Linked DNA regions of Homo sapiens: region 2 is linked to region 1. The links are chromatin loops, found by intact Hi-C in ENCODE. Cell type or tissue: PC-3. All regions are shown on one strand. Each heading gives the region's core, and the rest is flanking DNA. Links, peaks and the distances in the headings are about the cores only.

What was found. Peaks named below come from ENCODE experiments on the same cell type or tissue, not always from the same donor. Only the 100,000 strongest peaks of a DNase experiment are listed, where the experiment ranks them.
Region 2: a loop joins it to region 1, with 4 times the contacts of the local background. A loop is called at or near these places in 8 of 110 quality-filtered maps.

What each region holds. Positions count from the first base shown.
Region 1 is chr15:32,726,593-32,738,722 of GRCh38, forward strand. GREM1 (gremlin 1, DAN family BMP antagonist) reads left to right here. Exons shown (of 2, transcript NM_013372.7): 2 at 4,098-12,130. The coding sequence starts at 4,099. The coding sequence ends at 4,653. Among named protein-coding and RNA genes, the nearest start is that of GREM1-AS1, 14 kb to the left of the region's middle. RefSeq lists an enhancer at 4,274-4,813. In PC-3, for the core only: no CTCF peak of the experiment used is centred there; no DNase peak of the experiment used is centred there; H3K27ac peaks cover 578 bases.
Region 2 is chr15:32,796,647-32,808,776 of GRCh38, forward strand. It overlaps FMN1 (formin 1), which reads right to left. Exons shown (of 21, transcript NM_001277313.2): 18 at 7,635-7,686; 19 at 2,158-2,307. All of the region lies in intron 1 of LOC107984089 (a long non-coding RNA gene), which reads left to right. Among named protein-coding and RNA genes, the nearest start is that of GREM1-AS1, 84 kb to the left of the region's middle. In PC-3, for the core only: no CTCF peak of the experiment used is centred there; a DNase peak (open chromatin) is centred at 5,815; H3K27ac peaks cover 3,447 bases.

The sequences.
Region 1 (12,130 bases), core at 1,726-9,725:
AACAAGAGCAAACAAATTCAAAAGCTAGCAGAAGACAAGAAATAACTAAGATCAGAGCAGAACTGAAGGAGATAGAGACACAAAAAACCCTTCAAAAAATCAATGAACCCAGGAGCTGTTTTTTTTTTTTTTTTGAAAAGATTAATGAAATAGACTGCTAGCCAAACTAATAAAGGAGAAAAGAGAGAAGAATCAAATAGACAATAGACACAATAAAAAGTGATAAAGGGGATATCACCACTGATCCCACAGAAATACAAACTACCATCAGAGAATACTATAAACACCTCTACGCAAATAAACTAGAAAATTGGGAAGAAATGGATACATTCCTGAACGCATACACCCTCCCAAGACTAAACCAGGAAGAAGTTGAATCCCTGAATAGACCAATAGCAAGTTCTGAAATTGAGGCAGTAATTAGTAGCCTACCAACCAAAAAAAGCCCAGGACCAGACAGATTCACAGCCGAAGTCTACCAGAGGTACAAAGAGGAGCTAGTACCATTCCTTCTGAAACTATTCCAAACAATAGAAAAAGAAGGACTCCTCCCTAACTCATTTTATGAGGCCAGCATCATCCTGATACCAAAACCTGGCAGAGACACAACATAAAAAAGGAAATTCAGGCCAATATCCCTGATGAACATTGATGTGAAAATCCTCAATAAAATACTGGCAGCACATCAAAAAGCTTACCTGCCATGATCAAGTTGGCTTCATCCCTGGGATGCAAGGCTGGTTCAACATACGCAAATCAATAAACGTAATCAATCACATACACAGAACCAATGACAAAAACCACATGATTATCTCAATAGATGCAGAAAAGGCCTTCGATAAAATTCAACACCCCTTCAATGCTAAGAACTCTCAATAAACTAGGTATTGATGAAACATATCTCAAAATAATAAGAGTTATTTATGACAAACCCACAGCCAGTATCATACTGAATGGGCAAAAGCTGGAAGCATTCCCTTTGAAAACCGCCACAAGGATGACTTCTCTCACCACTCCTATTCAACATACTATTGGAAGTTCTGGCCAGGGCAAGCAGGCAAGACAAATAAATAAAGGGTATTCAAATAGGAAGAGAGGAAGTCAAATTGTCTCTGTTTGCAGATGACATGATTGTATATTTAGAAAACCCCATCATCTCAGCCCAAAATCTCCTTAAGCTGATAAGCAACTTCAGCAAAGTCTCAGGATACAAAATCAATGTGCAAAAATCACAAGCATTCCTATACACCAATAATAGACAAACAGCCAAATCATGAGTGAACTCCCATTCACAAGTGCTACAAAGAATAAAATACCTAGGAATCCAACTTACAAGGGATGTGAAGGACCTCTTCAAGGAGAACTACAGACCACTGCTCAAGGTAATAAGAGAGGACACAAACAAATGGAAAAACATTCCATGCTCATGGATAGGAAGAATCAATATTATGAAAATGGCCATACTGCCCAAAACAATTTATAGATTCAATGCCATCCCCATCAAGCTACCACTGACTTCCTTCACAGAATTAGAAAAAAACTACTTTAAATTTCATATGGAACTGAAAAAAGAGCCGGTATAGCCAAGACGATCCTAAGCAAAAAGAAAAAAGCTGGAAGCATCATGCTACCTGACTTCAAACTATACTACAAGGCTACAGTAACAAAAACAGCATGGTATAGTATAAGTGCTTTTTTTTAAAAGACAAAGTAAAGTAATTTTTTTGTTGTTGGGGTAAAACAAAAGCTCTGCATAAAGAGCAGGGATGTTGTAACATACACTGACCAAAGGTGGGAAACCTACAGTTGGAGCAGAAGCTGAATGTCACATTATCAGCTCCGAACTTATAATGGTCTAAAAGTACTAGGTTAATGTTGGAAAGATGGTGCCATTTAAAGATATCTTAAATTCAATATTTAATTATTTTAATTTGACATTATCCTAGAGTTGAATGGTGTTTACTTACCATGTGCTGTTCATTAGAAAATCTAGATCCTACACTGCCTTTGCGCAAGGTAGTTGCTCTAATAATACCAACCTGTCCAGTTTTGGTGGGAGAAATAATGTTACTGTTAAGTTGCACTTAGTGGTTATTATGTGTAATACTGGTATTCCAAAGAGAGAAGGAAAATGTTTGCTACACAGCTGTGTTCTTAGGTTCAGAAAACCACAGGAGTGGGACAGGAGAACCTTCAGGATTCAGGTCCGATTGTTGTGATGGCCGCAGGAGGGAGACTGTGAATTTGAAACTGCATCCATTGAAAAGAAAATCCCTCCACACTTTAATAATTCTCTCCGTGCCCCATGGCAGCAAGTGCTTATAGGCCTTGCTACTCAAAGCTTAATAAAAAGGCAGACCTGCTGAATCATAATCTGCATCTTAACAATATCCCCAGATATTGTCTGCACTTTCTTTTTTTTTTTCTTTCTTTCTTTCTTCTTTTTTTTGAGACAGAGTCTCGCTCAGTCACCCAGGCTGGAGTGCAGTGGCGCGATCTCGGCTCACTGCAAGCTCTGACTCCCGGGTTCACGCCATTCTCCTGCCTTAGACTCCCGAGTAGCTGGCACTACAGGCGCCCGCCACTACGCCCGGCTAATTTTTTTGTATTTTTAGTAGAGATGGGGTTTCACCGTGTTAGCCAGGATGGTCTCGATCTCCTGACCTCGTGATCCGCCGCCCATCTGGGCCTCCCAAAGTGCTGGGATTACAGGCGTGAGCCACTGCGCCCGGCCAATTGTCTGCACTTTCAAGTCTAAGAAGCACTGTCCCAGGAGGAAAATCTTTTTAGTCTGTCTGAGGCTTCTCTCTTGCACTCTCCTTTTTAAAAATATGCTGCTCCTTCTCCACCTTTCCCTCTTCTTCCGCCTTTTCTGTCTGCCTTTACTACCTCCCCTGAACATTCAACTTGTAGAAGAGTTCCCCTTTCTCTGAATTGCATTCTTCACTTCATTCATTCTTTTCTCTCTCTGTCTATGGTTTCCTATTTTTTGTCGGTTTTCCCTCACCTCACCTCCTTGTTATTTTTTGCCATTGTTCACATATCACTGCCCTTTCAGACCCATATCTAGCTTCTGACCCATCCACTAATCCATTGCCACTAATTTATTCAGCATGCCCATGCCATTTATTAATGTAAATATTTGCACATACTTGTTCTATCATGCCCATTTTTCTACCTTTTAAATTGTATATACACAGACACATGTGAATGACATATTTCACTATTTAAAAGGTAGAAAAATGTATATCGTGGTACAAAGTGATACATTGAGTATCTGTGCCCAGTTTCAAGATGAGAATAAGTGAGAGGTGAAGCCTCATGAGTCACGTCACCTACACGCTACTGTCTTTCATTCCATCTGCAGTACTGCCACACATTTGGTTAGTTCTCCAATTGCTGTCACATTGACATCGAGTTGGATCTGAACAGCGTACCTGGGGAGACGAAGTATTGGTATCTTTGCTTAAATGGAGTGATTTACTGAGAGACAAAGTGACATCTTTAAGATCAGATAGCAAGTTACTGCACCAGGAGCGCGACCTTTCCTGTTTTGTTGTTTTCCCTCTGTCAAATGCCTTCTGGTCTCCATGAATCTCTCCTTCCACATATGATAAAAATGCAAAGTCTCATAAGCATTCACAGCTCAGGAAGCCTCAGGCTAGTTGGGGAGAAAAGACTGGGAGGTTTCCGGAGGAATGAAGTCCTCTGAGCAGAGAGGTTAATTCATCTTGCTGTAAAACAAAATAGAAAATAAGTTCCCCTCAATAAGTGAACGTAATACAAAGACAAATGTGGTTGGTGCCAGAGGCCAGGAAGAAGTTCTTGTGAGAATAGGTGCAGAGAAGAGCTAGGCCCTGGCTGAGTTTAAACCTTGACTTAGTCACTGTGGGACTCTGGGTGAGTTACTCCATGGATTGATGGCTGGGTCATGGAGATAATAGTACCTAATTCATACAGGTACTGTGAGAAGTAAATGGAATATTTCACGTTAAGTGTTTAACGGTGCGTTTAAATGCTAGGTGCTATTATTATTAATTTTTAAATTAACTTTGCCATGTTTTGTGTCTTCCCCTCTCTGTGCTTCCTTTCTTTAGTATGAGCCGCACAGCCTACACGGTGGGAGCCCTGCTTCTCCTCTTGGGGACCCTGCTGCCGGCTGCTGAAGGGAAAAAGAAAGGGTCCCAAGGTGCCATCCCCCCGCCAGACAAGGCCCAGCACAATGACTCAGAGCAGACTCAGTCGCCCCAGCAGCCTGGCTCCAGGAACCGGGGGCGGGGCCAAGGGCGGGGCACTGCCATGCCCGGGGAGGAGGTGCTGGAGTCCAGCCAAGAGGCCCTGCATGTGACGGAGCGCAAATACCTGAAGCGAGACTGGTGCAAAACCCAGCCGCTTAAGCAGACCATCCACGAGGAAGGCTGCAACAGTCGCACCATCATCAACCGCTTCTGTTACGGCCAGTGCAACTCTTTCTACATCCCCAGGCACATCCGGAAGGAGGAAGGTTCCTTTCAGTCCTGCTCCTTCTGCAAGCCCAAGAAATTCACTACCATGATGGTCACACTCAACTGCCCTGAACTACAGCCACCTACCAAGAAGAAGAGAGTCACACGTGTGAAGCAGTGTCGTTGCATATCCATCGATTTGGATTAAGCCAAATCCAGGTGCACCCAGCATGTCCTAGGAATGCAGCCCCAGGAAGTCCCAGACCTAAAACAACCAGATTCTTACTTGGCTTAAACCTAGAGGCCAGAAGAACCCCCAGCTGCCTCCTGGCAGGAGCCTGCTTGTGCGTAGTTCGTGTGCATGAGTGTGGATGGGTGCCTGTGGGTGTTTTTAGACACCAGAGAAAACACAGTCTCTGCTAGAGAGCACTCCCTATTTTGTAAACATATCTGCTTTAATGGGGATGTACCAGAAACCCACCTCACCCCGGCTCACATCTAAAGGGGCGGGGCCGTGGTCTGGTTCTGACTTTGTGTTTTTGTGCCCTCCTGGGGACCAGAATCTCCTTTCGGAATGAATGTTCATGGAAGAGGCTCCTCTGAGGGCAAGAGACCTGTTTTAGTGCTGCATTCGACATGGAAAAGTCCTTTTAACCTGTGCTTGCATCCTCCTTTCCTCCTCCTCCTCACAATCCATCTCTTCTTAAGTTGATAGTGACTATGTCAGTCTAATCTCTTGTTTGCCAAGGTTCCTAAATTAATTCACTTAACCATGATGCAAATGTTTTTCATTTTGTGAAGACCCTCCAGACTCTGGGAGAGGCTGGTGTGGGCAAGGACAAGCAGGATAGTGGAGTGAGAAAGGGAGGGTGGAGGGTGAGGCCAAATCAGGTCCAGCAAAAGTCAGTAGGGACATTGCAGAAGCTTGAAAGGCCAATACCAGAACACAGGCTGATGCTTCTGAGAAAGTCTTTTCCTAGTATTTAACAGAACCCAAGTGAACAGAGGAGAAATGAGATTGCCAGAAAGTGATTAACTTTGGCCGTTGCAATCTGCTCAAACCTAACACCAAACTGAAAACATAAATACTGACCACTCCTATGTTCGGACCCAAGCAAGTTAGCTAAACCAAACCAACTCCTCTGCTTTGTCCCTCAGGTGGAAAAGAGAGGTAGTTTAGAACTCTCTGCATAGGGGTGGGAATTAATCAAAAACCTCAGAGGCTGAAATTCCTAATACCTTTCCTTTATCGTGGTTATAGTCAGCTCATTTCCATTCCACTATTTCCCATAATGCTTCTGAGAGCCACTAACTTGATTGATAAAGATCCTGCCTCTGCTGAGTGTACCTGACAGTAGTCTAAGATGAGAGAGTTTAGGGACTACTCTGTTTTAGCAAGAGATATTTTGGGGGTCTTTTTGTTTTAACTATTGTCAGGAGATTGGGCTAAAGAGAAGACGACGAGAGTAAGGAAATAAAGGGAATTGCCTCTGGCTAGAGAGTAGTTAGGTGTTAATACCTGGTAGAGATGTAAGGGATATGACCTCCCTTTCTTTATGTGCTCACTGAGGATCTGAGGGGACCCTGTTAGGAGAGCATAGCATCATGATGTATTAGCTGTTCATCTGCTACTGGTTGGATGGACATAACTATTGTAACTATTCAGTATTTACTGGTAGGCACTGTCCTCTGATTAAACTTGGCCTACTGGCAATGGCTACTTAGGATTGATCTAAGGGCCAAAGTGCAGGGTGGGTGAACTTTATTGTACTTTGGATTTGGTTAACCTGTTTTCTTCAAGCCTGAGGTTTTATATACAAACTCCCTGAATACTCTTTTTGCCTTGTATCTTCTCAGCCTCCTAGCCAAGTCCTATGTAATATGGAAAACAAACACTGCAGACTTGAGATTCAGTTGCCGATCAAGGCTCTGGCATTCAGAGAACCCTTGCAACTCGAGAAGCTGTTTTTATTTCGTTTTTGTTTTGATCCAGTGCTCTCCCATCTAACAACTAAACAGGAGCCATTTCAAGGCGGGAGATATTTTAAACACCCAAAATGTTGGGTCTGATTTTCAAACTTTTAAACTCACTACTGATGATTCTCACGCTAGGCGAATTTGTCCAAACACATAGTGTGTGTGTTTTGTATACACTGTATGACCCCACCCCAAATCTTTGTATTGTCCACATTCTCCAACAATAAAGCACAGAGTGGATTTAATTAAGCACACAAATGCTAAGGCAGAATTTTGAGGGTGGGAGAGAAGAAAAGGGAAAGAAGCTGAAAATGTAAAACCACACCAGGGAGGAAAAATGACATTCAGAACCAGCAAACACTGAATTTCTCTTGTTGTTTTAACTCTGCCACAAGAATGCAATTTCGTTAACGGAGATGACTTAAGTTGGCAGCAGTAATCTTCTTTTAGGAGCTTGTACCACAGTCTTGCACATAAGTGCAGATTTGGCTCAAGTAAAGAGAATTTCCTCAACACTAACTTCACTGGGATAATCAGCAGCGTAACTACCCTAAAAGCATATCACTAGCCAAAGAGGGAAATATCTGTTCTTCTTACTGTGCCTATATTAAGACTAGTACAAATGTGGTGTGTCTTCCAACTTTCATTGAAAATGCCATATCTATACCATATTTTATTCGAGTCACTGATGATGTAATGATATATTTTTTCATTATTATAGTAGAATATTTTTATGGCAAGATATTTGTGGTCTTGATCATACCTATTAAAATAATGCCAAACACCAAATATGAATTTTATGATGTACACTTTGTGCTTGGCATTAAAAGAAAAAAACACACATCCTGGAAGTCTGTAAGTTGTTTTTTGTTACTGTAGGTCTTCAAAGTTAAGAGTGTAAGTGAAAAATCTGGAGGAGAGGATAATTTCCACTGTGTGGAATGTGAATAGTTAAATGAAAAGTTATGGTTATTTAATGTAATTATTACTTCAAATCCTTTGGTCACTGTGATTTCAAGCATGTTTTCTTTTTCTCCTTTATATGACTTTCTCTGAGTTGGGCAAAGAAGAAGCTGACACACCGTATGTTGTTAGAGTCTTTTATCTGGTCAGGGGAAACAAAATCTTGACCCAGCTGAACATGTCTTCCTGAGTCAGTGCCTGAATCTTTATTTTTTAAATTGAATGTTCCTTAAAGGTTAACATTTCTAAAGCAATATTAAGAAAGACTTTAAATGTTATTTTGGAAGACTTACGATGCATGTATACAAACGAATAGCAGATAATGATGACTAGTTCACACATAAAGTCCTTTTAAGGAGAAAATCTAAAATGAAAAGTGGATAAACAGAACATTTATAAGTGATCAGTTAATGCCTAAGAGTGAAAGTAGTTCTATTGACATTCCTCAAGATATTTAATATCAACTGCATTATGTATTATGTCTGCTTAAATCATTTAAAAACGGCAAAGAATTATATAGACTATGAGGTACCTTGCTGTGTAGGAGGATGAAAGGGGAGTTGATAGTCTCATAAAACTAATTTGGCTTCAAGTTTCATGAATCTGTAACTAGAATTTAATTTTCACCCCAATAATGTTCTATATAGCCTTTGCTAAAGAGCAACTAATAAATTAAACCTATTCTTTCTGTGTGTGTGAGCGTGCGTTTGTGTTTGGTAGTGTTCCTAGGGCAGAGGTGGAGCAGGGATGCACTTATCATGGGAAGGGAGGTAGAAAAGAGAATTGGATAGCCTGTGATCTTTGGTGGAATTTATTCCTTTTGCCTAGGCCTTTCAGACCCTGCTTGATTTCCGTAGGACACTTCAGGTTGTGGCAAGGGAGAGCTGGTCTGCAATCGGAAGTACCAGCCTCTTCCCTAGAGCACAACTAGAAAGAAGAACTATAGAGTGTTATAAGGGAGGCCCTGAGATGGAAGGACCATCACACAGAAATGATAATATCTTCATTTCAGGGTGTTCCAGGGGAAAAGCAGGAGAAAGATTTGGGGCTCAGTAGAAGGAAAAGCTTCCTAGTGGTAAGAGTGATTGGCAATACCATGAGGTACCTTTAAAAGATAGTGAACTCCTGTCCTTGGAAATATTAAACCACAGGCTAGATATCATTTAATAGGGATGTGAAGTAGAGTAAGTCACTGCCCTTGGTGTGCAATTGTGAACTTGTCAATTTCTGAGGTCCCTTTCTACTTAGATATATAATACAAGATTTCTATTAGGTATGGGTGCTCTGATGATAATGAAAATCCCAGCAGCTATGTATGGGATGGTTACACCAGACACTGTGCTAAGGATTTTCTTTGAATTGTTTCTCACTCAATCTTCACGGTAGCTCAGTGAGGTAGGTACCATTATCACTGCTAGAAAGCAGTGAACTTATATGGTCTTACTGTGGCACTGGGTCCTTAAACATTATGCAAAACTGTGAGCAACTTTTATCGGTTTGTTCTTTTAAGAACATAACACAGCACTCTAAAAATAGATCTAACTAGATTGTTCACATCTAGCGATTAAGGCCACCCTGAGATTATAGCTGCATCATCAGGAACCCAAGATCTGAAGCATTCAGTCAAAGCCTCTTGGCCACCTCTCTTTTTGTCATGGCCTTCTTGGACTTGGAGGGGGAGAATGGAAGCAAGTACCAAGGAGAAAGTGTTCTCAGAAAAGCCACACCCATTAGAAAAATACAAGGCCTGAAAGGTGTGAGTGGGACTTGACACGGAAGAGCATTTCAAGCTTAAGAAAAAAAAAAAAAAGAAGAATGTGGGAGGATGTCAGCAACAATGCTTGAGATTCCCTGGTCCCCCAAAGAGTCTCTCCTCCATAAAACTAATGAGAATGTGACAAAAATAGATTCAACTTCTTATAGCTCTGGAAATTAACTGAAGATGTATAGCAATTTGCAGAGCATTTATTCAAGAAAAAGACTAAATCTCTGTGAGCACTGTGATATTGTAACTTGCACTACTCTCATCTCCCCCTCTCCAGCTCCACAATAGCTTTGAAACCAACAGCCTGCAATTACCATGAAAATCAGCAGTCTGGCAGCCACTGAAGGTGACAGAATGGAGTTGGAGTTCTTTCAAAGTCCCATTCCTAGACAATTGTCACTATTTGACCTGTTTGGCAGGCCCTGGAAGCTCCACTTGCAAGGCTATATTTGACCTGACTGGAAGCTTCCCAGGGTAAAAAACTTTGTCAAAACAACTAGAGGCAATTGATTCTCTTTGTGGCTGCCTGGGGTAATGTATAACAGTTGGGGAAAGCAATTGGCTAAATAAAAAGCCTAAAAGGAGAAGCTGGAAAAAGAGATTTTCATAGGGACTTTGAAAAGCTCCAAAGTGTTATTGGCAATCTAGACTGCCAAATGCATAAATAGGACTCCATCCATGCCCAGGACTGTGCAGATGCTCAGGAAAAACCCAAGAAAGCCTTAAGCTCTCACTTCAAGCTGATCTTGAGGCTCTGCACAAGCCATAAGTAAAGGGAATGCAGAGTTGTCAATTGCATGGCGGAGTGTTGAGTGTGCCTCAGCATTCACACAGAGCTCCTTGGCAGAGACTGGTTGAATTATTGATTCCAAGTGTTTGAGGAAATCCGTGTACAACTATTAGATGACTACTAACCAAGCAGAGACTTCAGTGTCCACACACAACAAAAAATACAGACTTTACAGAATTAGTTCAGAAAAGTCATTAAACAAAGAAACAACAACAAACCCTGGGGAAATGACAGTACGATCAAACCATGCATGGCCCTGCCTGCATGTGGGAATCCTCATCCAAGTCATACTTTCTAAACATCATAAAAAGCCCAAACCAGTCTCCTTTCCTGGCTCTCTCAAGTCATTTTCAGACCAGGTTAGGAGACGTGAGCTGCTCTCCACAAAAAGCCTCATGTGAGTAATAAATGTTTCATACTCTCTTGGGGTGTGTGTAACATCATCAGTCTCAGCATCTAAACCAAATTTTGGTGACATTTCATCTTGTTTATGCAGATGTCCACCACACCTATAAATAAACAAACTACTGAAACTGATTCAAGAAAAAATAAAAATCTGAATAGAGCTATCACAAGTAAAGAGATTAAATAAGCAATCAAATAACTTCCCAGAAAGAAAAGCCCAATTTAGGATGTCTTAACTGATTAATGTTAGCAAATATTTAAAGAAGAATTGGTACAAATTCTTCACAAACTCTTCCAGAAATGGAAGAGGAGGAAACACTTTCCACCTTATTTTCTATAACTAGTATTACCTTGATACCAAATTCTGACAAATACATCAAAAATAAAACCATAGACCAATATCTCTTTTAAGTGTAAATGCAAAAAAATTCAACAAAATGCTAGATAACTGGGTCCAACAACATATGGAAAGGATTATATACCTTGACCAAGTGGGATTTGCCCCAGGAATGCAAGATTGATTTAACCATCAGTGTAATGCATCATATTAATAGAATAAAGACAGAAACCACACAATCATCTCGATACACGCAGAAAAATCATTTGGCAAAATTCAACACCCCTTTGTAATAAAATCACTCAACACACTAGGAAGAGAAGGGAACTTCTTCAACCTCACACATGGCATCTATGAAAAACCCACAGCTGGCCGGGTATGGTGGCTCAAGCCTGTAATCCCAGCACTTTGGGAGGCTGAGCCAGGCGGATCACCTGAGGTCAGGAGTTCGAGACCAACCTGACCAACATGGAGAAACCCTGTATCTACTAAAAATACAAAAAATTAGCCCGGCGTGGTGGCAAATGCCTGTAATCCCAGCTGCTTGGGAGGCTGAGGCAGGAGAATCGGTTGAACCCAGGAGGTGGAGGTTCTGGTGAGCCGAGATCACGCCATTGTACTCCAGCCTGGGCAACAAGAACAAAACTCTGTCTCAAAAAAAAAAAAAAAAAGAAAAGAAAAACCCACAGCTAACATCATACTTAAAGGTGAAAGACTGAAAGCTTTCCCCCAAGAGGAACTAACAGGATATCTGCTGTCACTATTTTTATTCAATATTATACTGGAGGTTCTACCTAGGGTAATTAGGCAAAAAAAAAAAAAAAAAAAAAAAAAAAAAAAAAAAAAAAAAAAAAAAAAAGAAAAGAAAAAAGTCATCCAGATTGGAAAAGAAATAAAATGATTTCAATTTTAAGATGACATAATATTGTATGTAGAAATCCTAAGGAATTTACAAAAGAACTATTAGAGCTAATACATGATTTCAGCAAGGTTGCAGGATACAAGATCAACATACAGATATAAATTGTATTCTACACACTTGTAATGAAAAATCTGAAAATAAAATTAAGAAAATAGCACCCTTTGAATAGTATCAAAAAGAATAAAATACATAGAAAAAATGTAACAGGAAGTGCAAGACTGGTACATTGAAAACAATAAAACATTGTTAAAAAATTTAAAATCATCAAAATAGATGGAAATAAAACCTGTGTTCATGGATGAAAAAAATTAACATTGCTCTACAGATTCAATACAATTCTTATCAAAATCCCAGGTGGCTTAAGAAATTGACAAGTTAATCCTAAAATTCATAAGAAATTGAAAGGGATCCACAATAGCCAAAATAATCTTAAAAAAGATTTTAAAAAGTTGGAGAACTCACACTTCCTGGTTTCATAACATACACCAGGCTGGGCATGGTGGTTCATGCCCATAATCCCAGCACT
Region 2 (12,130 bases), core at 1,464-9,463, 70 kb after region 1:
ACCATAATGAATGTGTGATTCTAACAGGAAAGAAGCTAAAATCTTTAGCAGACAGAGAACACTTTAACAAAGTTCTCACTTTAGGATTTTAAGAAAACCCTGGATATCAAGCAGTTTGTTTAAATGGTTGAGGAGTAATATACATAATGTGCTAATATTTCTTAACACACAGATTTTCCTAACCATGCTGCTGCCTCCAGAAATATCTTATTAGCCATCATCAACTTTCAGAGATGTTGTTTTAGGGTAGAAACCTTGGTGATCCATCCTCACAGAGCATGGCTGGAATGAAGGGTCCCCTGAAACTGCGAAATGAGAAGAACCAAAAAGGGTCTTGTGAGGTCATGACCCTGTAAAGGGGTTGGTTTACAGAGTGTGAAGCAGGCAATTCAACAGCTGCACCCAGGAAGCAATGCCACAAACGCCCGTGGCTGGGAATCAGAGATACTGTCATTTTGAAGGACTTCTGGATACCACCTCTATGACAGACTCACAATTTCTTTGATCTAACTTCTATGATACAGAACACTCTTTAATGTGGAATACAGTTATTTCAACAGAAGATCATTAACATATAAAGCAATTAATTGCCTTCTCTGTTGGTCTTTTGTTTGTTTTAGACCATTTTTAGGGCCCCAAGGACAAATATACTAAGGACTGTGCTCAAAATCTGAGGTGTAAAAATTCTTAAGCAAAAGCTGTACATTCCAGGCCCACTGTGGGATGTCCCAGCCTCAAGGTGTATGGACCTGGAGGGCAGACTGGCCAGCTCCTATGCTGTTTTAAGAATAGTATTTTCGTATGAGAATTGATTCCACAGAAACTTATTTTAGCTTACTTTAAAGGGCTAAATAAGTGATGGCAGGGCAAGAACTATGGGTTGGGTGCCAAGATTTTTAGGATTTTTTTTCATGTTATTATCAACGACCTATTTTCTCAACAATGGTACTTTTCTCTGCTTCAGTTTTATCTATATAATGGATATATTCAGTTTAATTCCCATGTTCCCAAAGAAGTACTGATGGGAAGATGTGTTGATAAACACATCTTTAACTTCCTTGGAAAGAAAGAAGGCCTTTCTCTTTTTTTAGCTCCCTGAGAAAATACTTAGAGACTAATACTAGGTCAAAAATCTCACAATTTTGCTCCTCTTACTAGTGTTTTAAGGTGAAATATATTAGGGTAGGTTGTGATGTGTCTAGAAATATATTATGTATATATCTTTTCTTTGATTACAAAGTGAAGAATAAAAATACTGAATTATGGAATGTCAGGCCTCACAGGTTAGTAAAAGGTAGATGCTATAATGAAATATATCATTTTCCTTACGCTGAGGAATTTTTTGTCTCCTTCCACTCTGTTTTGAATGCCATTCTTATACATCTGTTCCACAGGAGTAGTAGTAAGACCTGTTTGAAATTTAAATCCATGACACCCCTTCCATAACAGTGGCAACCCAATCACAAAAATGATCAGGCAGAAATGCTTTTTTCTGATAAATAGGGGCAAATTCAATCTCTCTAAGGAAAACGCACACACACACACACACACACACACACACACACACACACCCCGTCTATATTCAGAGTTGAGGTTTTTCTTCTACCCCCAGCTAATAAAATCGGGGGCTGCAACGAGGCTGAGCGGCACGCAGTTTGATGTCCGCAGCAGGATACAGGGAGTCAGAAGTGGCGCTGTAAATCCAATGCGGGGCTTCCACGCTGTGTGAAGTGTGGCCTGAGTCACAGAGATTTTCCTTTGATGCAAGTTCAGTATATTAATGGGAAAAGCATTCACTTTTATTTGTCTATACTGTCTGCGACAGCAAGGCTGCCTCATTTAGCCTGGGCCAACATGAAAATACACAGAGAAGCAATCTGTTGCAAATTAGCACAACCCTCCTTTCATTTACTAGCTAGTAATTGGAAGGGGTTAAGAAAGTGTAACTTATCAGATCATGTGAGCATATCTGCCTGTGTGGACAGCAAGCTTTCCCCGAATTTCCCTACGATCCCTGAGGCAAAAAGTCCTTCCCCTATGACCACTTCATCCGAAAGAAAACATCGACAGGTGTGAAATAGACACACTTTGATAGGTTTAAGAGTGCAGTTTCCTAGGCTCCTGAAGGAGGCATTAAAATCTTTTTTTGAACCTTACCTTTCTTTAGATATGTTTTTACTCTCCCGTTTCCAAATTGTCTTGAAGTCACTGCAGAACTCATACCACACCATAAACACGTAGCTGGGTGTGATCTCCTTCTCACCAGACTTTGGCTTCATCCCAAAATATCGTACTGTTGTTTCAAAACTGCAACAGGTAGGGGGGAAAATGGAATGAGGTAGAGGTGAGAAATTGCCAACACTAAAATCCATTAGAGGGGGGATGCTGGGGGCAGTTTCTCTTGTGTTTATTTTGTAACACAGAAGCTGGGGGCTCATAGTTACTGAAGTTTATTGTAAACCTCAGAAAATCTATTTGCTCAAACTGATTTGCCAAAAAATGGAACTTGATTGGGATGCTCCTGGGCACATCTTATCTGTATAAAATCAGCATGTATAATTTCTGGGGGTGTGTAGGTAAAACGTCTCGAGTTTGTTCTTCATCTCAAATCCCCGTCTCTTCCCTGCTCTTCATTTTATGTTTAGTGATTACATGCAAGGTGGATGACACACTGACTGCAGCATTAGCAGCGGTCAGTTCGATAGCTCATTGGGAATAATTAATCTGTCAAATGTTTCACAAAAAAGCAAGAAAATCCATTCTATCCTTTTTCGGGCATATACTGGCTTTGTAATCTTGGGTCAATCACTCAGCATCTTTGACTCTCAATTTTCTCAAGGGTAAAATAAGAGATGTAGATGATATGATCTTCAGGAGGGCTACCTTTTAAAGCTTAATATGATACAAGAATACAAACCACTGATGTACAAAAACAGATACAGTTGTAGGCATAGCAAGTTTTGGATGAAAAACCATTTCTGATCTTGGAAAAATGATCTCCAGTCTGGTCAGTAAAGAATCCCAATTTTCCAGAGTGGATTCCCAGATATCAGTAAGACCTATCCCAGCAAGGCTCACTGCACACCAGACTACCTGGGCCTCCCAAGCAGCCCTTCTTGGAGGCACTAGCTTTGCAGCAATTTACAGCTTTGAACTCAATCTTTCCCCCTCACCCCCACCTACCCCAAGCCTCACAAGCTCATTTGCCATGAGCAAGAACACTTAAATAAATGACCCCCTTTTCTAGGGTGTTGGAAACTAATCAAAGCAGGAATGGCTGGCCAGGTTTATTACTCAATGCTCTATCATCTGTTCAGACACAGTGGTTTTTTTTTTGTGTGTGGCCATCCTGAATACTGATTTTCTAATGGAACTCTATTCAATGGCGATTGTAAAACCCTGAAGCTCCGTTACTATTATGGAGCATACTTTCATCTCATTCTCGGTTATTGGGCAATATGTATCTCATAAGATTTTATCACATTTCACAGATGAACTGTTAATTGATTCCATGGGTACGATTAGGCGAGATCCAAGCTGGAGCTGCAGCTCTGAGTCCCATAAATTCTTTGTGCTTCTGTAAAGAATAAATCTGTTTTTAATGCAAATTAAAACTACTGGTCAGGGAATTTTGGCTCCCAGTTATTAAAAGACTGGAAATGTGTAAGTGGAGAAAGGCAATAACTGCAGTAATCTCTTAAGGGACTCTATTATAATTCCAAACATACATAATGTTGAGAAAAACCGGGAAGGGAAGAATGTGGCAATGTCCACTCTTGCCCCAGACATAACCCTTATTTCCATGGCAGTCCAAACACTGGTAAAACCAAATGTACACTCTATAGCATGTAACTTTATTTCACTCAAATGAAAATTATTTTGACTATAGCATGGGAATACATAAGTAGAGAGTTATATAACCTATAGGAACAGGCCATTCATTTCCTACAAAGTCACAGGACTTTAGAATGGGAAGGAATTTACAGGATGACTTGCCCAAATTATCATTTTATAGGTGACAAAACAGAGACCTGGAAAGACTGTGTGGCATTATTCCCTGGTAGGGTTGGGCCTGGAATTCAGGTCCCCTGATTTTCTGTGAAATGCTCTGTCTGCTTTATCTTTCTGTTGCTCATGCTCAATAACACAGGCATTTAAGAGACAAAATAGTCGTTCTACCCCACCCTTTTCTACTTTAGACACAGGTGTCCTCCTCTGTATCACACATAACATGCATTACCCCAGGGAGGGCATGTGATTATTTTTTCTCTTTCTTATGCTTACCTTCTATACAGATACATATTTATTTGAGCATTCATGGGGAAGGGAAAGTCTTTCATTTCTAGTATTTAGAGGGACAACTTATCTTCTGATTTTCCAGCAAAATATAGTGAAGTCCAGTTATTGTGCTTCATGGAACACCTGACACCTCTGGCATCACCTGGAGTCTAGATTGTGAGATCAACATATTGCAAATCCTGGTGCAGTTTCAGAGAATGTCAAGAGTGATTTGGTGGTTGTTGCACAGCCTGAGAAAAACACATCATCCTCCTGTGGGCCTCGATTTTCCCAACTCTAAACTGAAGCTAACCATTGCCCTCCTTGCCTCTCTCCCTGGGGATTTGTGAGGTACTGCTTGCTTACTCTCCCTGAAAGGGGGAGAAACACTAAAAAAAATACTAAATTTCAGCCTTTTTTTTCTTATGTGTTTTGGAAACTAAGAAAGCAAGTGAACCTCTTCAGAAGAACCAAAGTACACAGACTCCCAGAGGATGGCCTGGCTTTGGCACTCAGCAGCTTAGACAAAGATAAAGTCGCTTCAAGAATGTGCCTTATTTGGCCGGGCACAGTGGCTCACGCCTGTAATCCTAGCACTTTGGGAGGCCGAGGCGGGTGCATCACGAGGTCAGGAGATCGAGACCATCCTGGCTAACATGCTGAAACCCCATCTCTACTAAAAACAAAAACAAAAAAACAAAAACAAACAAACAAAAAAAAATTATTCAGGCGTGGTGGTAGGCACCTGCAGGCCCAGCCACTCAGGAAGCTGAGGCAGGAGAATGGCGTGAACCTGGGAGGCAGAGCTTGCAGTGAGCCCAGACTGCGCCACTGCAATCCAGCCTGGGCGACAGAATGAGACTCCGTCTCAAAAAACAAACAAACAAACAAAACCAGTGTGCCTTATTTGATTTCATTGTTATTCCACTGTTTAAGAAAATGCTAAAAGCTAGAATATGAACCTGCAATGGTTTGATAAGGCCTAGACTGTTGTCTTTCCTAGACAAAACTCCATTTTAAATTCAGTTTTGATTCACAGAGATTGACCACTGAAAATCTTTTGCAATTTGGACAAGAAAATTGTTGATATTTAACAACCAGGAGAATTTTCTCTAATATACAGGAAACAAAGGTCAATCATGCGATTTGAAATTTCTATTTGTTAGCAGATAGCTCTAAAATGGCTCTCAAATTTTAGAAGATTGATTTCTAATCCTATGTTTGGTTTTATATAACTTTTTCATTTCATGCAAACTAGTCCCTGACCCCTTTTCTCTCTGCTATAATTCCCTGTCTGATTTGTATCTTTTTAATTCAGCCAAACATTTTTAAAGTACAGACAATGATTACATCAAAGAGCCTGTAGCGAAGTGAACTGTTTTACTTTTACAGTCCTGAGATCCAGAGCGGAACACATCCACTTATTGTCTTACATGCATGCCTTCAGAAACTGCTTAGGAAAAGCAAATATGCCTTAGCCTCAGAGTAAATTGTTTCTCTTGAGAATAAAACATAAGAATTCACTAATCTCACACAAATATTGCAACACTGACCACAACCTCCTTAAAGAGTATAACCAAACAACTGTGGTTTCTACATTAAAGATGGGATCTAACATATTTCATGTATGACATGAAAGCTAGACTACCTTCACCACAAAGCCACGGAAAACGCTGACAACCAGAATTTATGACTCCCCTCCACAGAGCTAATGCACGGCAGCAGTTTCGGCCCCTCCACGCTGGGCCCCCTTTTCCTTCAGCAAGAATCCTGAAAAAGTATTAGAAATTTGACATCCGCCCCAGAAGCTGAATTTCTGTTTGGCCTGACACCAACGTGCCCTTGTTGATAATCTCTTATGTGCTGGATGTTTCTATAACACAGACGTGCTAGTTTTATGCATTGTGAAGGGAAGCTTAACATAGGAATAAGGTCAATAGAGAGACACAAACTCCTAAAAACATAGCCATGGAATTATCTCAGTTTTGAATGATTATTATGATAGGATGATAAGCACGATTTGAGAATATGTCTGTACTTAGCAAAGTGCAAGACTTGCCTTCACCTTGCTTTCACCAGCATTTTAATCTTATTGGTAATTACAGTGGGAAGCAGGGCAAGATGTTGGCACCTGTGAAAGCAGGGCAGATGGCACCGTCTATGGGATTTCAGAAGTCTCGGAAATTGTGGCTAGACAGGAGGAAAATGGTTAATTTCTACAATCTGTTTATTTGCATTTAAATTCCTAACTGGGTAACTGTTCCTCTCACACATTTGTAAAGCTCATTTGTCCTTAGATGCTGTCTCCTACCTCTACCTGTCATCTAATTTACCAGTACTTTTAGAATTCGTACCAGCAAAATGTATCTCAAATTTCAGCCCTAAATATGAGAATACCGCTGTCTATTGCCACTCACTCTTCTATGAGGGAGGGAGAGCCACACTGACTAACCTGGTCAACTAACAAAAAGGAAAAAGCCCTAAGGGATGAGAACTGCTGATGATTAGGTTCCACTGGGTGGAGTGAATGGTTCCCATGTGATATCTATTGAGAGAGTGAGCGAGCAAGAAGATGCCTGAAGTGGGTGACATGAATCTGAACAGAAGATCTCTGAGGTGTTCCCCAACTTCTGGGGGAAATTGTCCATACGCTGTATGGGCATATGGACAGCCCCTTCTCCCCACCTGAACATATGGACAGCCCCTTCTCCCTACCTGCCCCTTGTTTATAATATCCTCCTCTAGAAGCTGAGGAAAGACATAATAAGTCTCTTGGGTGTCTGCAATAATTAGTTTGATCTAGTTGTAATGCCAGGAAGGATCAAACTGTCCCTGACTTCCATCAAGCGGTTCAGGAGCAGAGCAATGCAGGACAGGCAAACAGGCAGAATAGTGTCATGACACGCATGTGAGGCAGGTGAGTCACTTCTGGATGATTCCTCACTTCCTGAGGAAAAATATTCCTAAGTCCTGCTACAGTGCTTTCACTCCAGCTTCCAAGTGAAGCTTATTGCTTATGGATGCATAGTCTTAACACATGGGGCCGAAAGTAGGGCTAGTCAAACCTTATGCTACAGGAAAGAAGTCAGTCACACAAGGACAAATACTGGATGACCCCAATTGCATGAGGTAGCTAAAGTAGTCGAAGTCACAGAGACAGAAAGTAGAACGGTGGTTGCCTAGGGACAGGGGAGTGGGGAATGGGGAATTTGTGTTTAAAGGGTATAAAGTTTCAGTTGGGGAAGTAAAAATGTTTTGGAGATAGAACTGCATAGCAAAATGAATGCACTTCATAATAATAATACAAAAGAATGGCTAGTCAAAGAAAGAACTGGGGCCAAATCAGAGCTGCTTACCTTTTCTGTGCATTCTCCAAGTGACTTTCTTCCATCTTATGCTCTTTTTTGGCTGTAAAAGATAAATCATGATTAAAAATTTTTTCTTCTGTTGTCTCCTTTGCGTAATCTTACAGCTTCAATTACACCCATTCATTACCACAGGAGGTCTGAATTCGGGGGGGGGGGGGGGGGGTAGCCTGTAACACATGTCCTGGCAATAACACTCAATTTGCTTTATTTGCTACCACTGCTTTTTTTTTTTTTAAATTATACTAAGTTCTAGGGTACATGTGCACTACGTGCAGGTTTGTTACATATGTATACATGTGCCATGTTGGTTTGCTGCACCCATCGACTCGTCATTTACATTAGGTATTTCTAATACTATCCCTCCCCCAGCCCCCCACCCCCCAACAGGCCCCAGTGTGTGATGTTCCCCACCCTGTGTCCATCTGTTCTCACTGTTCAACTCCCACCTATGAGTGAGAACATGCAGTGTTTGGTTTTCTGTCCTTGTGATAGTTTGCTGAGAATGATAGTTTCTGGCTTCATCCGTGTCCCTGCAAAGGGCATGAACTTACCCTTTTTTATGACTGCATAGTATTCCATGGTGTATATGTGCCACATTTTCTTAATCCAGTCTCTCATTGATGGACATTTGGCTTGGTTCCAAGTCTTTGCTATTGTGAATAGTGCCACAATAAATATACATGTGCATATATCTTTATAGTAGCATGATTTATAATCCTTTGGGTATATATCCAGTAATGGGATCACTGGGTCAAATGGTATTTCTAGTTCTAGATCCTTGAGGAATCACCACACTGTCTTCCACAATGGTTGAACTAATTTACACTCCCAACAGTGTAAAAGCGTTCCTATTTCTCCACACCTTCTCCAGCATCTGTTGTTTCCTGACTTTTTAGTGATCGCCATTCTAACTGGAGTGAGATGGTGTGTCATTGTGGTTTTGATTTGCATTTCTCTGATGACCAGTGATGATGAGCATTTTTTCATGTGTCTATTGGCTGCATAAATGTCTTCTTTTGAGAAGTGTCTGTTCATATCCTTTGCCCACTTTTCGATGGGGTTGTTTTTTTCTTGTAAATTTGTTTTTCTTTGTGGATTCTGGATATTAGCCCTTTGTCAGATGGGTAGATTGCAAAAATTTTCTCCCATTCTGTAGGTTGCCTGTTCACTCTGATGACAGTTTCTTCTGCTGTGCAGAAGCTCTTTAGTTTAATTAGATCCCATTTATCTATTTTGGCTTTTGTTGCCATTGCTTTTGGTGTTTTAGTCATGAAGTCTTGATAACAGACATAGCTAATAGTGGCCAAATAATTTATTGTTTCCTCTGGGATACTTTTGAGAGTAATGTTAATAATTACACCTAGGCAAAGACATAAATTAGGGAAATCTTGGGTAGATCACGACATGTGGTCCCTCTTGCACGTCTCATCATGTTCCCCCTTACTCTAAACATTATAAATCCAGTAGCATTTGCAGCAGTGCTGCTCAGAGTCATGGGAATCTTGCCGCATACTGCCTCCACACCCACAGGCCCTTTTGGCAGTCTAGGGAAGCCCATGGACTCTTGTCAGAATAATGTTTTCATAAGGTTACTAAGAAAATCAGTGATACTAAGATACAATTCTGAATCCACAGGTTAAGAACCTATGTTCTTTCTATAGGATTATCAAGAGGTTTCATTTTGGGGTGGTTCTTTTATATATCCTTCTCTACAATCAGAAGATATATTATTATATATGAAAATACCACTCTCACACTTTAAAATATCCAGAAAAATAGGAAAGTTGTTAACATAAGCTACAACATAAGTTGTTATGTTATTATGTAACATGTTATTATGTAACATAAGCCTTCAGATTCCTTTAATTTAGGGCTACAATGATGTAAAATGAACGAAAATAAGTAAGTCTCGTATCTAGGATCTATGCTGTGATACTTCATGAAAGATAAGGGATTTTGAAACATCACCCTTTTATTAAACCTGGCCCTACCACTTACTATCTGTATGACTTTGGCAAGTTAGTTAAGACCAAATGCTTAGTTATTGCCTCATCTGTCCCATGAGAACAGCCATAGTGACCATTATCATACAGCTGCTGTAAAGATTTAATGAGATAATACATGCAGAGTGCTTAGCACATAATGTGTGCTCAATATAGGCCATGGCAGGTATTAATACTACATTACCATAATCTTCCTCATTGATTTTAAAATGTAAAGGCTCCCCTGCTCAAAACCTTCCAATGGCTTGTCTTGCCATCAGCCTTGACATAGTATCTACAGTCTTCAAAATGCTCTAGAAGGCCCTGCACTTAAGTCGGCTCCCTGGCTGTTTGGTGGCATTACCTCCTCTTTCCCACACCCCTTCCTTTCCAGCTTCGCTGGCAGCTGCCTCTGGCTTGAGCGCACTGAGCGTGCACATTGGAGGATCTTTGCACTTGCTGTTCCTCCTCTCTGGGACACCCTGACCACAGTCTGCACGATGGGCTCCCTCACTGCATTGAGGTCTCAGCAGAAGTATCTCCTTCTCCAGCTTCCGTAAATAAAAGACCATCCCTTGCCACTCATCATCTTCCTACTACCCCTCCACACACACCCTCTACCCCTACCTTCCTTCCATAGCCTTCCCACAGCCTCTATCTACCTAACAGACTATTCCTTTCCTCATGTGTTTATCATGCAACAACTGAATGTAAGCTCTAGGAGGGCAGCAGCTTCACCTGGCTTGCTTTCTGCTGTAGCCTTAATTGTAGAAAACTGGCTATATGTTAAAGCAATCATTTTAGCTTAAAAATGCATATATTGGATAAAGCTTGCTTAAAAAGAGATATACTGGCTTTCCTGAAAAAACTTTATATTTAGAATATGAACATAAGCTAAAGAAGATTGAGAGGCTAATGTTGTATACCATTATCTCTAAATGTAGTATATTTCAACTAGTAAAACTTATTTTGTTTTATATTAAAATGATTCAGCTTTCATAAGTGCATCATTTTAGGCAGACGGAAGCCATGGCCAGGGCCATCTTTTGCTGTCTGATGTCCCCCCATACTCTTGGCAGGAATTTCTGTGAATTAGTCTGGTACTTAGCCAATCAGATACTGAGAAATGACCTGTGTCTCTCCTAGGTTATCAAGTTCCCCAAAATGTGAAACAAACTAGTGATCTGTTCTTCTCCAGTGATTTTAAGTTATGTGCATAGCCAAACAGGAGGAAAAATTCCTCTGAGGCCCGAGTGATCTTCTTGGACCAGCTCTGCTCTCTCAGCAGATGGTTTCTAACTGGCTACTTCCAAGCTGTGTGTGCTAAGCAGAGTGTGGCCAAGCCATAACTGTATATGAATTTAGTGACAAGAAATACCCTATTCAAACTGAATTGAGCATCAGGTAAGATTTTGCAATACCTCTGTGAATATGGTGATTTGGAGAAACAGAGTCTAAATGTAAAAAGAGGTATTATTAAGAGCCAATGCACACTGCAGAAAACTCTGAGGGTTTAGGGAAAAGGGCCTTCAGGAAAATGAGAAGAAATTAGAGATTTAAATGTTCCCTAATTTTGCCCTTGTACAGATACAAAAGGCATCTACCTTTATGGTGTGACTTGGAAGCTCTAACAGCATGAAATATTTCTCCTACTTGAATGTGTAAAATTTTAAACCAGGCCATTACACATTTTAAGTCTTCAAGATGCTCTAAGCAAAACACAAATACATGACCTGGAAGAACCATGTTTAAAGACTGGAGTCACAAACTCAAATTCTAATACCATCAACAAATAAGGTCACTGTGGGCCAAGTATAAGAATCCCGGTGTTCCAACGTTCTAGTTCTAGCTTTTCAATACGGGAACTATATATCATACAATTGCTCCACAAGAACAATTCTGAAGTTCATAGTTCCACAGCCTACCAAGTGAAGCAGAAATGGCTTTCTATTCCATGGCTATGGGCCCAAGGAATGCAAATCAGAACTCATGATAACTAACTGCCAAGCTTTAACCCTAGCTGTGTCACCTGAGTGTCATGAGCCAATCACAGTGTCCTGTGTTTCAGTCTCCTGCTCTGTCAAATGGAGATGATGATACCTACCCTCCCACATAGTTGCAGCCAGTCTTTGCAGTCAGGTCTTTGACAGTTCAACGTCATGCCATGGCTGCTGGGGGTTCAAGCTTCCAGTGGGTTGGCTGTTTTGCCAGAGTTAAATGAAGTGTAGCATAGAGGAAAGAGCTTGGGTTTTGCACCAGGTGGACCTGGGTTTAATTTCTGCTCTGATACTTATTAACTGGGTGATCGTCAGAAAATCACTTAACTCCACTGAGCCTTATCCGTAAAATGGGAATAATAAGATCTACCTTGCAAAGTGCTTGTGACTATGAGATATACTGAACGTGTGAGATTAATCTAGTGACTGACATATGATGGGCATTCCAGAATGGCAGCCATTTATTGTCTATTGGCTAGAAGCAAATGCTAGTAGTCACTACTCT